Linked DNA regions of Homo sapiens: all the other regions are linked to region 3. Evidence: chromatin contacts called from ENCODE Hi-C or POLR2A ChIA-PET data. All regions are on one chromosome and are shown on one strand. The core of a region is the stretch at or near the end of the contact, and the rest is flanking DNA. Distances in the headings are between cores, read along the strand shown. Region 1 overlaps TBXAS1 (thromboxane A synthase 1). Region 2 holds the start of TBXAS1 (thromboxane A synthase 1). Region 3 overlaps HIPK2 (homeodomain interacting protein kinase 2).

The links. A loop is a pair of places that touch in the nucleus more often than their neighbours do. ChIA-PET counts read pairs that join two places held with the same protein, here RNA polymerase II (POLR2A). Pooled maps may share reads with other maps.
Region 1: a loop to region 3 is called in a pooled map, with 2.5 times the contacts of the local background. The contact joins two enhancer-like sites. A Hi-C loop is called at or near these places in 2 of 50 pooled maps. POLR2A ChIA-PET finds 5 or more read pairs at or near these places in 6 of 52 experiments (AG04449, GM10248, OCI-LY7 and 3 more).
Region 2: a pooled map shows a loop between it and region 3 (3-fold over the local background). The contact joins the promoter of TBXAS1 here to the enhancer-like site in region 3. A Hi-C loop is called at or near these places in 7 of 50 pooled maps. POLR2A ChIA-PET finds 5 or more read pairs at or near these places in 5 of 52 experiments (OCI-LY7, T-cell, activated CD4-positive, alpha-beta T cell and 2 more).

The regions. Positions count from the first base shown.
Region 1 is chr7:139,896,921-139,900,164 of GRCh38, reverse strand. The region is part of intron 3 of TBXAS1 (thromboxane A synthase 1); the gene reads right to left. Among named protein-coding and RNA genes, the nearest start is that of TBXAS1, 69 kb to the right of the region's middle. Within about 2 kb of position 1,520, at least 2 of the 41 ENCODE cell types and tissues checked have a DNase peak (open chromatin) inside an H3K27ac peak, as active enhancers do.
Region 2 is chr7:139,827,627-139,830,760 of GRCh38, reverse strand. It overlaps TBXAS1 (thromboxane A synthase 1), which reads right to left and starts at 1,497. Exons shown (of 13, transcript NM_001061.7): 1 at 1,282-1,497. The coding sequence starts at 1,370. RefSeq lists an enhancer at 625-1,824.
Region 3 is chr7:139,671,646-139,674,546 of GRCh38, reverse strand. All of the region lies in intron 2 of HIPK2 (homeodomain interacting protein kinase 2), which reads left to right. Among named protein-coding and RNA genes, the nearest start is that of HIPK2, 100 kb to the left of the region's middle. RefSeq lists a silencer at 1,642-1,791. Within about 2 kb of position 1,651, at least 5 of the 41 ENCODE cell types and tissues checked have a DNase peak (open chromatin) inside an H3K27ac peak, as active enhancers do.

The DNA of each region.
Region 1 (3,244 bases), core at 271-2,770, 230 kb before region 3:
GTGCAAAGAAACTTCTCATACTAGTGAAATATTTGCAGAGGTTGTAGATTCTTCTCAAACCTTTGAGATTAACAACAATCGTTAGCATTTATTTTGAGGGTTTACTATTGACCAGGCTTCATTCTAAGTGCATTGCCTGTATTTCCTCATGTAATTCTCATAGAAAATGGATGAGGACATTATTTTATCCACTTTTCAGAATAAGAAACTGAGACTTAGAGAGGCAAAGTCACTTGCCCAAGACAGGGACTTGACCCCAGCCCAGGTCCTTGGTGGTGAGCATGCTGTCATCTATTCCAGTGACTGCTCTTAGCTCGGGTGGCCTGTCTTTGAACCCGCTCCAGTGCTGGGTAGGTGTGCAAGGGAAAGCAGGCAGGCTCCCAGCTGTGCAGACTGTGGCTTTCAAAGGTGGAGATTTAGAGCATATTCTTGCTTAATGGACCAGAAAACCCCCAGCCCAATTAAAGAGGTAAGGCCTTGGTTCACTCTAATCCAAACTTACATATAGACTCCTTTCCGGGCAAGAAATTCTTAACCAGTTATTCATCTACATTTAGCTATGCAATTAAGAATTCACTTATTCAACTCCAAAGCACCTGGTTGAAGAGAAAATGTAGGCAAATCAGTGAAGTATTGTGTAGACAAAAATAACCACTTGTTTGACTTGTTTAATTAGTGGTTTTCTCTCTTTTTTGAAACTGACCAGTCAGTTAAACCAAAATAGTTCACAGCCGCCTTCTGGGAACTTAAGTAGAATAGACTGTTGGGATTAGCCTGGGGGCTGCCTGGCCTTGTTCCAGAAGGCCTGCCCCTGTTAGGGGTGACCGAGCTATAGACTGTTCCTGGTGGTGGTGGGCAGGGGGTCACCTACAGGCACCGACATGAAAAAATGTCCAAATGACCCAGCCAAATGGAAAAGCACATTGTAAAATAGTATGGGGAGCTCTGTTAATAAATTATAGTCGGTCTTTCTATTAACTAGTCCCTTCAGAAAGCATTTATTGAGCACATACTCTGTGTCAGACCCCTGGCTTACAGGGCATAGATCTGGAGCAGGAAATTATGGGGCACTGTCCTTTTCATCTTATCTATTCCTTGAACGTTCAGTGTTTTATAATGAGCGCATGTGACTTCTGCAATGAAAAAAAAAAAGGAGAGGGAGAATTTGTCACTGGATTGGTCCCCCGAGACTGTCAGAGGCAGAGTGGCGGCTGGCAGTGCCACAGTTGCAGGTGTCAGAGAGTCTTAGGAACTTGGGCTCAAGGCTTTGTCCTGTAATTTAACAGCTGTATCACCTTGAGCAAATCAACCTTCTTGAAACTGTTCCTATGATTAAAGAGACCGTTATGAGGTCAGATGAGAATAGTTTGTCCGAACAGTAAAGTTTAATGAAAATGCTGGTCATGGTCACCTTCCATGGGCCACACCCTGCTGCTGCCACTTTGTCAGGGACGAGGAAGCTGAGCGAGGAAGTGCCCCAACGGGGCATCAGGAGGCCCCTGACAGGAGCCCAACACCCCCCACATCAGCAGAAGGAACAGAAAGGCATGCACAGGCCGGGCGTAGTGGCTCACGCCTGTAATCCCAGCACTTGCGGATCACCTGAGGTCAGGATTTTGAGACCAGCCTGGCCAACATGGCGAAACCCCGTCTCTACTAAAAGTACAAAAATTGCGCCATTGCTTTCCAGCCTGGGTGACAAGAGCAAGACTCTGTCTCAAAAAAAAAAAAAAAAAAAAAAAAAAAAAAAAGCCATGCACGTTGGGAAACTTCTGATTTTCAGGTAGAACTGATGAGGGCTTTCAGCTCCTCTGACAACTGCTAAATGCCAAGCATCTGAGAACTTCTTGTCTCCGTGACAGTTTTATTTCCCAGCAGGCTGAGGATGCTAACAGGGTAGCTGCTGTCCTACCCTCAAGTCTGACCTTTGCCATGGAATGTCCATGTGGAAGCGGCAGGAGGCTCAGTGAGGAAAGGGGTAGACGCTACTGCAGATCACAGTTGTGAGTGTCTGAGATGCTCAACTTCCAGAAAGTTCAGAGAAAGTTAAGGAGAAGTCCAGTGCTGGGAGTACCTGGGCATTTGACTCACAGGCGCTCCTCCGGGGCTGGATGGTCCACAGGGTGCCATGGAGAAAGCAGGGTCCCCAGAGTCCTGGGGCTCTGTCCCTGCTTGGCTCATGGAGTGTCTTTCCCTTTTGGGTCAGCTCTCCCGTCTGTCATTAGAGCAAGAGGCTTGAGTCAGCTGAATGACAGAGCAGACTCAGCTACCAGGGAGAGTTTTCTTGAGGAGCCAGTGACACAGTCATAGGCCATGGAGTCTGGAGTTGCTTTCCCAGGGCTCCTGTCTGTCACTCTGAGCAGGGTCAGGCAACATCTGCCCATGTTACCCTCAGAGTACTCATGCCTGGGGTCCACCCTGAATTCACAGAGCCCTGCAGAGATCAATGGACCGAACCAGCGCTTTCTCAGCCCCTCCCCTTTCAGGAGTTTGTAGAGCCTGTTCAGCAACTTTCTTTTGCCCTTTTCAGGCTGGTACAATCCCTGGTCCTCTTCCTGGCCAGACTTTGGACCTCCCACTCAGAGGTTTCTGTCTCCATCATTCTGACCTGCTGCTTGTCCACATGTGGGCCCCAACTCCACTTATCCACCTAGGACTTGGTAAAGTGCAAATCTGAGTATGCTGCTTCTTTACTGAACACCCTTCAATGGTTTGCCAAGTCTTTAGCATGTGGCACATGATGTCCTTCACACCCTGCTCCCTGCCTTGTTCTTTGGCCTTGTGCCTCCTTATTCCCCCCGCCTGCCTGCCCCCGGTCCCCCTCCCCACCCCACCGCCAAGAGCCAATCCTGATCATACCGACTGAAACCCTCCATGATCTCTCACTCCCATGCCTTTGCACATGCTGTTCCCCCTGCCTTGCCTGGAACGGCTCCTCTTTTCTTGCCTGGTTGACTCCTAGTGGTTCTCTAGTAATTGTAATTTTTTTCCTGACTGTCTTTCTGCTCGTTTGTGAGTGGTGGAAACACATCTTGTCTTCTTATCTTTGATGTCTAGTGTTCATTATGGTGTTAAGCATGCAGTGGGAATTCCATGATGTCAACGCAGTGTGCTGTATTCCAGCTCCAACGTCTAATGCCAACTGGCTTCAGGCCCTGTCTCTCTCGCCTGGACCACTGAGGAGCTCCCAGTGAAGCTCTCTGTCTCCAAACCAACCCTCCCGCCAAGGCCAATCACCTTTGTA
Region 2 (3,134 bases), core at 248-2,747, 160 kb before region 3:
GTTACATAGATGATAGATGGTTAATTATAGTGGCTGACATCGACTAAGCACTTTCTGCATGTCAGACACTGTGCTTCGGGCTTCCCGGAGCATAAAAACACATTGAGATGGATTATTGGGGGCTGGGGGTAGGGAAGGAGCTACCATTTGCTCTTGGTTTTACATGTGGCCAGTTTCAATCCAAGGTAAGCTACAATGAGATAAAAAAGTTCAAAAAAAAAATTAAACCAGTTAAAAAGAAAAACAGCACTGGGACTGAGGCTGGGTTTCAGAGCCAATTTCCAAGAAGTAATTTCATCATCATAGAACATCAAACGTGAATTCCACTCTCAGCTATGCAAATTCCAAAAGAATAATACCTCACATTTGCATAATGCTTGATGCTTTTCAAAGTGCTTTCCCAGTTATTAATCTAGAGAAGGCTTTATTACTACTGAAAACATAAATTAAAATTCTGTTCGGACTCCAGTCCTCCATTATTTTTTCCACTCACTTTGCCCTCAAAAGCCAGAGCCATCTAAATCCAGGTGCTTTTGATTGAATGGGTAACTCTAATAAGTTTAACTGACAGGGCGAATATGCATAAATGTAGCATATTATGAGGCCTTCGACCTACAGACACCAGAGTCAGCCTTAGGAAAATTTGCTGTTGAATTAACAAAACCACAGGGGAGCAACTCGGAGTTCAAGTTTGAGATCCTTTCAGGGTCTCAAATTTTGTAGGAGCTGCACACACTATGTTCATCAGAATCCATCTCCCTCTATCAACTATGAGAAATTAGATCTACCACTTTGTCCTTAACCCTACAGAAATCCCCCTCAATGACTTCCTGCAAAGAGGCCCACATTTGCCAAACAGCTCCTACGTCTTGTTTTGTTTTGAATGTAATATGAACCAAGAGGCTGAATTCACTGTAAATCCAACAAGGACAGAGGATTTTAGAAAAATGAGGTGAGGAGATATGACGGGGTTCAAGGAAATGCTTCTACCCAAACCTAATGCCTTTCCAATTTGTTTCTTTTTCCATCTCTTTCAAACTTAATTATGTGTAGCGTTCTCAGTCACTGAATCACCAGCCTTTCCTGACACTTCAATCTCATGCATTTTAGCAAAAGATTAACCTGGCTGTTTGCTTTTAATTCTGAAGCTGTGTTAATACTCACTCCCGCTAGATTAGAAAAGAAGAAAAACACACTCCCACATACCCCGCCATGGCACCAGCAAGGCTCCAGGGTGAGACGGCTGACGCTGTCACAGTCCCTAGGGCTGGCTGCACTTACCATTTCAGGAGGGCCAAGAGAGCCACTGACAGGGCCACCGTCACCATGGGGCCATTCACTTCCAATTTTAGAAACCCCAAGGCTTCCATCATTCCTCTGAGACCCCAGAGTGGTGGTCTTCCAGATGAGACAGGAGGCTGATCTCGCCGCCCTTATGGGAACCGTGCTCTGCAGGTAGAAAAGGGAACAGGCAACCAAGCAAACATCACATGGAGTGGGCCCCCACAATGTGCTCTTTCTCAGAGTGTCTCCCTATAAAGAGGAAGGAAGAGGAGGGCACAACAAAGGGTTTCAGTGTAAAGGAATGAATCAGCAACTTTATTCCTTGATGACTGCACTGTCAATAAACATTTATATTAACTTCCTCAGAGAAGAAAAGCAAACTTCCCCATGTTTGCTGAGAAACAAAATGGTTGTAACCACGGACTTGTACTCTGAGAGGAAGTCTTCAAAGAGAGACTCTTCTCCAAAATGTCTATCTATATCTATCTCTATGTCTATATCTATATCTATATCTACATCCATCTATAATTTTTTAAATTCACAATTAAGTGAAGATACATGTCAAGAGATTCTGAATATCCCAGAAAAATACAGGACCAGACGCCAGCCTGATCAAAATGCTGGCTGCTTTGAGGACAACCATCCCACCAAGTCCATTAGTTGCTGGGTCTGAGGACCTGTCTGAGTGTCTGGCTGTTGGAGCAAAGCAAAGATCCCGATTGGGGTCAGTGTTCTCATGGTGAGTTGGAGGGCTTCTCAAGTGTTTGAAGGCAGATCCGTAGGCTCATATATGGGTCCTTTGTTCTAGCTTTGAGCTTATCTGACTAAAGTGGACAGAGAGATGGAGGGGATCATAGTGGCTGGGTGGCAGGACTAGATTGCAGCTTCAGACAGAGCAGCATCTGGAGGCTTCCATGGTGAATTTTAGCTCCAGATCAACTGCAAGAAAAAACCAGCAATCCCAAAAGGACCCACAGACTCTCTGAAGGAACCAGACTGCTCCTGCAGGACCCAGAAGACACTCCAAATACTGTGAGTGCCCCATTTGCGGAAGTGGGAAAGGGAGACCCTCCTCTCCCAACACAATCCCCCAATATTGAATGGGAGAAATATTCAATGAAATAGCTTAAAGAAAAAATAATTGAAAATTCAGGAAACTTTGGACACACTTTTAGAAATGTGAAATGCTCTGGAAAGTCTCAGCAATAGAATTGAACAAGTAGAAGAAAGAAAATCAGAGCTCAAAGACAAGGTCTTCAAATTAACCCAATTCAACAAAGACAAAGAAAAAAGAATAAGAAAATATGAACAAAGCCTCCAAGAAGTCTGGGATTATGTTAAATGACCAAACCTAAGAATAATTGGTGTTCCTGAGGAAGAAGAGAATTCTAAAAGCTTGGAAAACATATTTGGGGGAAGAATCAAGGAAAACTTCTGCAGCCATCTAGAGACCTAGACATCCAAATACAAGAAGTACAAAGAACACATGGGAAATTCATTGTAAAAAGATCTTTGCCTCAGCACATTGTCATCAGGTTATCCAGAGTTGAGACAAAGGAAAGAATCTTAAGAGCTGTGAGACAGAAGAACCAGGTAACCTGTAAAGGAAAACCAATCAGATGAACAGCAGATTTCTCAGCAGAAAACCTACAAGCTGGAAGGGATTGGGGCCCTGTCTTCCGGCTCCTCAACAAACCAATTATCAGCCAAGAATTTTGTATCCAGTGAAACTAAGCACCATATATGAAGGAAAGATACAGTCATTTTCAGACAAACAAATCCTGAGAGAATTCGTCATTACCAAGCCACCACTACAAGAACTGGTAAAAGGAGTTCTAAATCTTGAAACA
Region 3 (2,901 bases), core at 402-2,901:
CTGCTTCCCATCCTCATGCCTTTCTTCCTGCCCTCTCCACAGGTGGAAGGCCTTCCGTTTAAAACCTTGCTCTTTCAGGCTCAGCACGCATCTCATCCCCAGGATGGATTTGCGCTCTTCTGACACTACCGAGCTCTCCTTTAAGTCACCGTTTTACCTAATCAATACCATACGGCTTAGCATTTAATTTTTCTTATTGCTTTATGTGTGGAATAATGGAAAAGAATTAAAAGATTGAAAAACCAAACACCCACCTCACTCCACATTAGGTGTGTCAAATCTGAGCTGATGAGAGGCCTTCCCCACCACAGCTCTGAGCACCAAATGAGATGATGTAGGGAAGATTCCTTATAAACTAAAAAGTGCCGCACAACATTTAGTTATTGGCACCGTCTTTTTTATATATTAATCTTAACTTCTCTACTATATTTGTAATTAAAATCTCCAGCCAAAAGTCAGCAAATTTTTCTTTTTTTTTTTTTTGAGACAGTCTCACTCTGTCATCCGGGCTGAAGTGCAGTAGGCTCATCTCACTGCAACCTCTGCCTCCTCAGCTCAAACGATTGTTCTGCCTCAGCCTCCCGAGTTGCTGGGACTACAGGCGTAGTCTGCAGTCTGCCTAGCTAATTTTTTTTTTTTTTTTTTTTTTTTTTTTTTTTTTAGTACAGATAGGGTTTCACCATGGTGGCCAGGCTGGTCTTGAACTCCTGACCTCAAGTGATCCACCTGGCTCACCCTCCCAAAGTGCTGGGATTACAGATGTGAGCCACCACGCCCTGTCCAAAGTCAGCAAATTTTTTAACATTCCTTAGGAATGGGCTTTGCTCTGTGCCAATTTTAAAAAGTCAGACTTCTTCAGGTTACCTACCATCACTGTAGGTAGAAGGATAGGGAAGACCCCACATGAAACAGTTAGAGAACTTACATGATAATGGTAAGCACCTGGTGTCAGCCCAGTCTCTACGTCCCTCCTCACAGCTCCCTCAGCCCCTGGGAGTCCTCACACAGATGGCCTATGACAGCCCTCAGCCTCCAGGGGCTTCCCCAACCCACTTAGTGTTACAAAAAGAGGCAGAAGCTGATCAGAGAGGAGGTTGGGGGAATTTGGCCGTATGCTCAGAGGCATTGGTAGCTAAGTGACTTTTTCCCAGACAGGCTGGTCTCCTGTAAGAGAGAGAGAGAACTGACAGATTATGCGAGAGAATGCGGCTCCGCCACCATCAAGGTCAGAAGCCTGCCCCTACTCTCATTATGTGTTGCTAGCCAACACACTCCTTCAGTTTGTTTCCAGCTGATCATCTTTCTGTCTTCTGCATTCCCAGTTCGTAATCTGCACTCTCTTCTCTCTCCACGGGCCCCAGAGCAGATGGGTCACTTCTTTTGGTTTCAAATACAATTTAGTGGCCATCTTCCCTCCCATCTTTTTCATTAAAAAAAAAAAAAAAGTTCTAACCACTGCTTTTCTAATCACCACTGTTCTAGCCACTAGGACTTTCTGTCCTCCACAAATCTATTGCTGTTAAAATATTTGTTTTGATTGTTCCAGGTGGTAAATGTTACCTTATGGGCTTTGTTCCAGCTCGCATTACTTTTTGCAAGGAGGATACTAAGTTCTAAAACATTGAGTCATACCATGACTGAGAATAGTGAAAGTGCAAATTCTTTATTAATACAGAAGTTAAAGATGAGGTAGTCATGTAGAAGACAACCTGCGATGATTAAATAAACTATGATTCTGGTTCAGTGATTCTAATTAATCACCAGAAGTGAATAAAAATGTTACTTGTGGCCAGGCGCGGTGGCTCATGCCTGTAATCCCAGCACTTTGGGAGGCTGAAGCGGGTGGATCACCTGAGGTCAGGAGTTCGAGACCAGCCTGGCCAACATGGCGAAACCCCATCACTACTGAAAATACAAAAAATTAGGCGGGCGTGGTGGCAGCGCCTGTAGCTACTCAGGAGGCTGAGGCAGGAGAATCACCTGAACCCAGGAGGCAGAGGTTGCAGTGAGCCGAGATCGCGCCATTGCACTCCAGCTGGAGCTACAAGAGCGAAACTCCATCTCAAAAAAAAAAGTTACTTGTAATTATTTTTTTTGAAGTCTTCATGTTCTAAGTCAAGACTTAAACTGACCATTTTTTTTACAAATAGTTAATGGTTACTTGGTATGACATATTTAGAACTTACCCAGTAGTTTTTATCATCTTGACTGGTCCTCGCTATGAAAGATATTTTATAATTTCATGCCAACTTACATAAATGTAGCATTTGATTTTCAGGTAACTAAATCACTAGCTAATCAATTCTACTTATCTTCAAGTGTTATGAGGTAGATGTAAATTCCGTGAGGGCAGGGAGTCATCTGTAGGCGAATCATCTGTTTTATTCCCTGCATTATCTTTAGCATCTAAATCAGTGTTCAGCATACACTGTGGTCACTAGATAAATATTGAACAATGAATGAGTAAGCTATAGACATAAACTATAAGAAACTCATAAAAATCTTTTATAAAAATCTAGAATCATATAATGTTAAACTTCAGATGTATCTTTTTAAACCAGAGGTATAAGTAGCAAACAAATGGGAGGAATTAAAAAATTCTTTGCCTTGAATCTGAACTATCACATTCAAGGCTTAGATTTTAGTGATGACCATTTCTCATAAATGCATTAAAGTCACTTCATTAAAACTTGATTCTCAGCCGGGTGCAGTGGCGCACACCTATAATCCCAGCACTTTGGGAGGCCGAGGCAGGCAGATCACCTGAGGTCGTTCGAGACCAGCCTGGCCAACATGGTGAAACCCTGTCTCTACTAAAAATGCAAAAAAATTAGCTGGGGTGGTGGCGTGCGCCTGTAATCCCAGCTACTTGGAAGGATGAGGCAGGAGAATTGCTTGAAC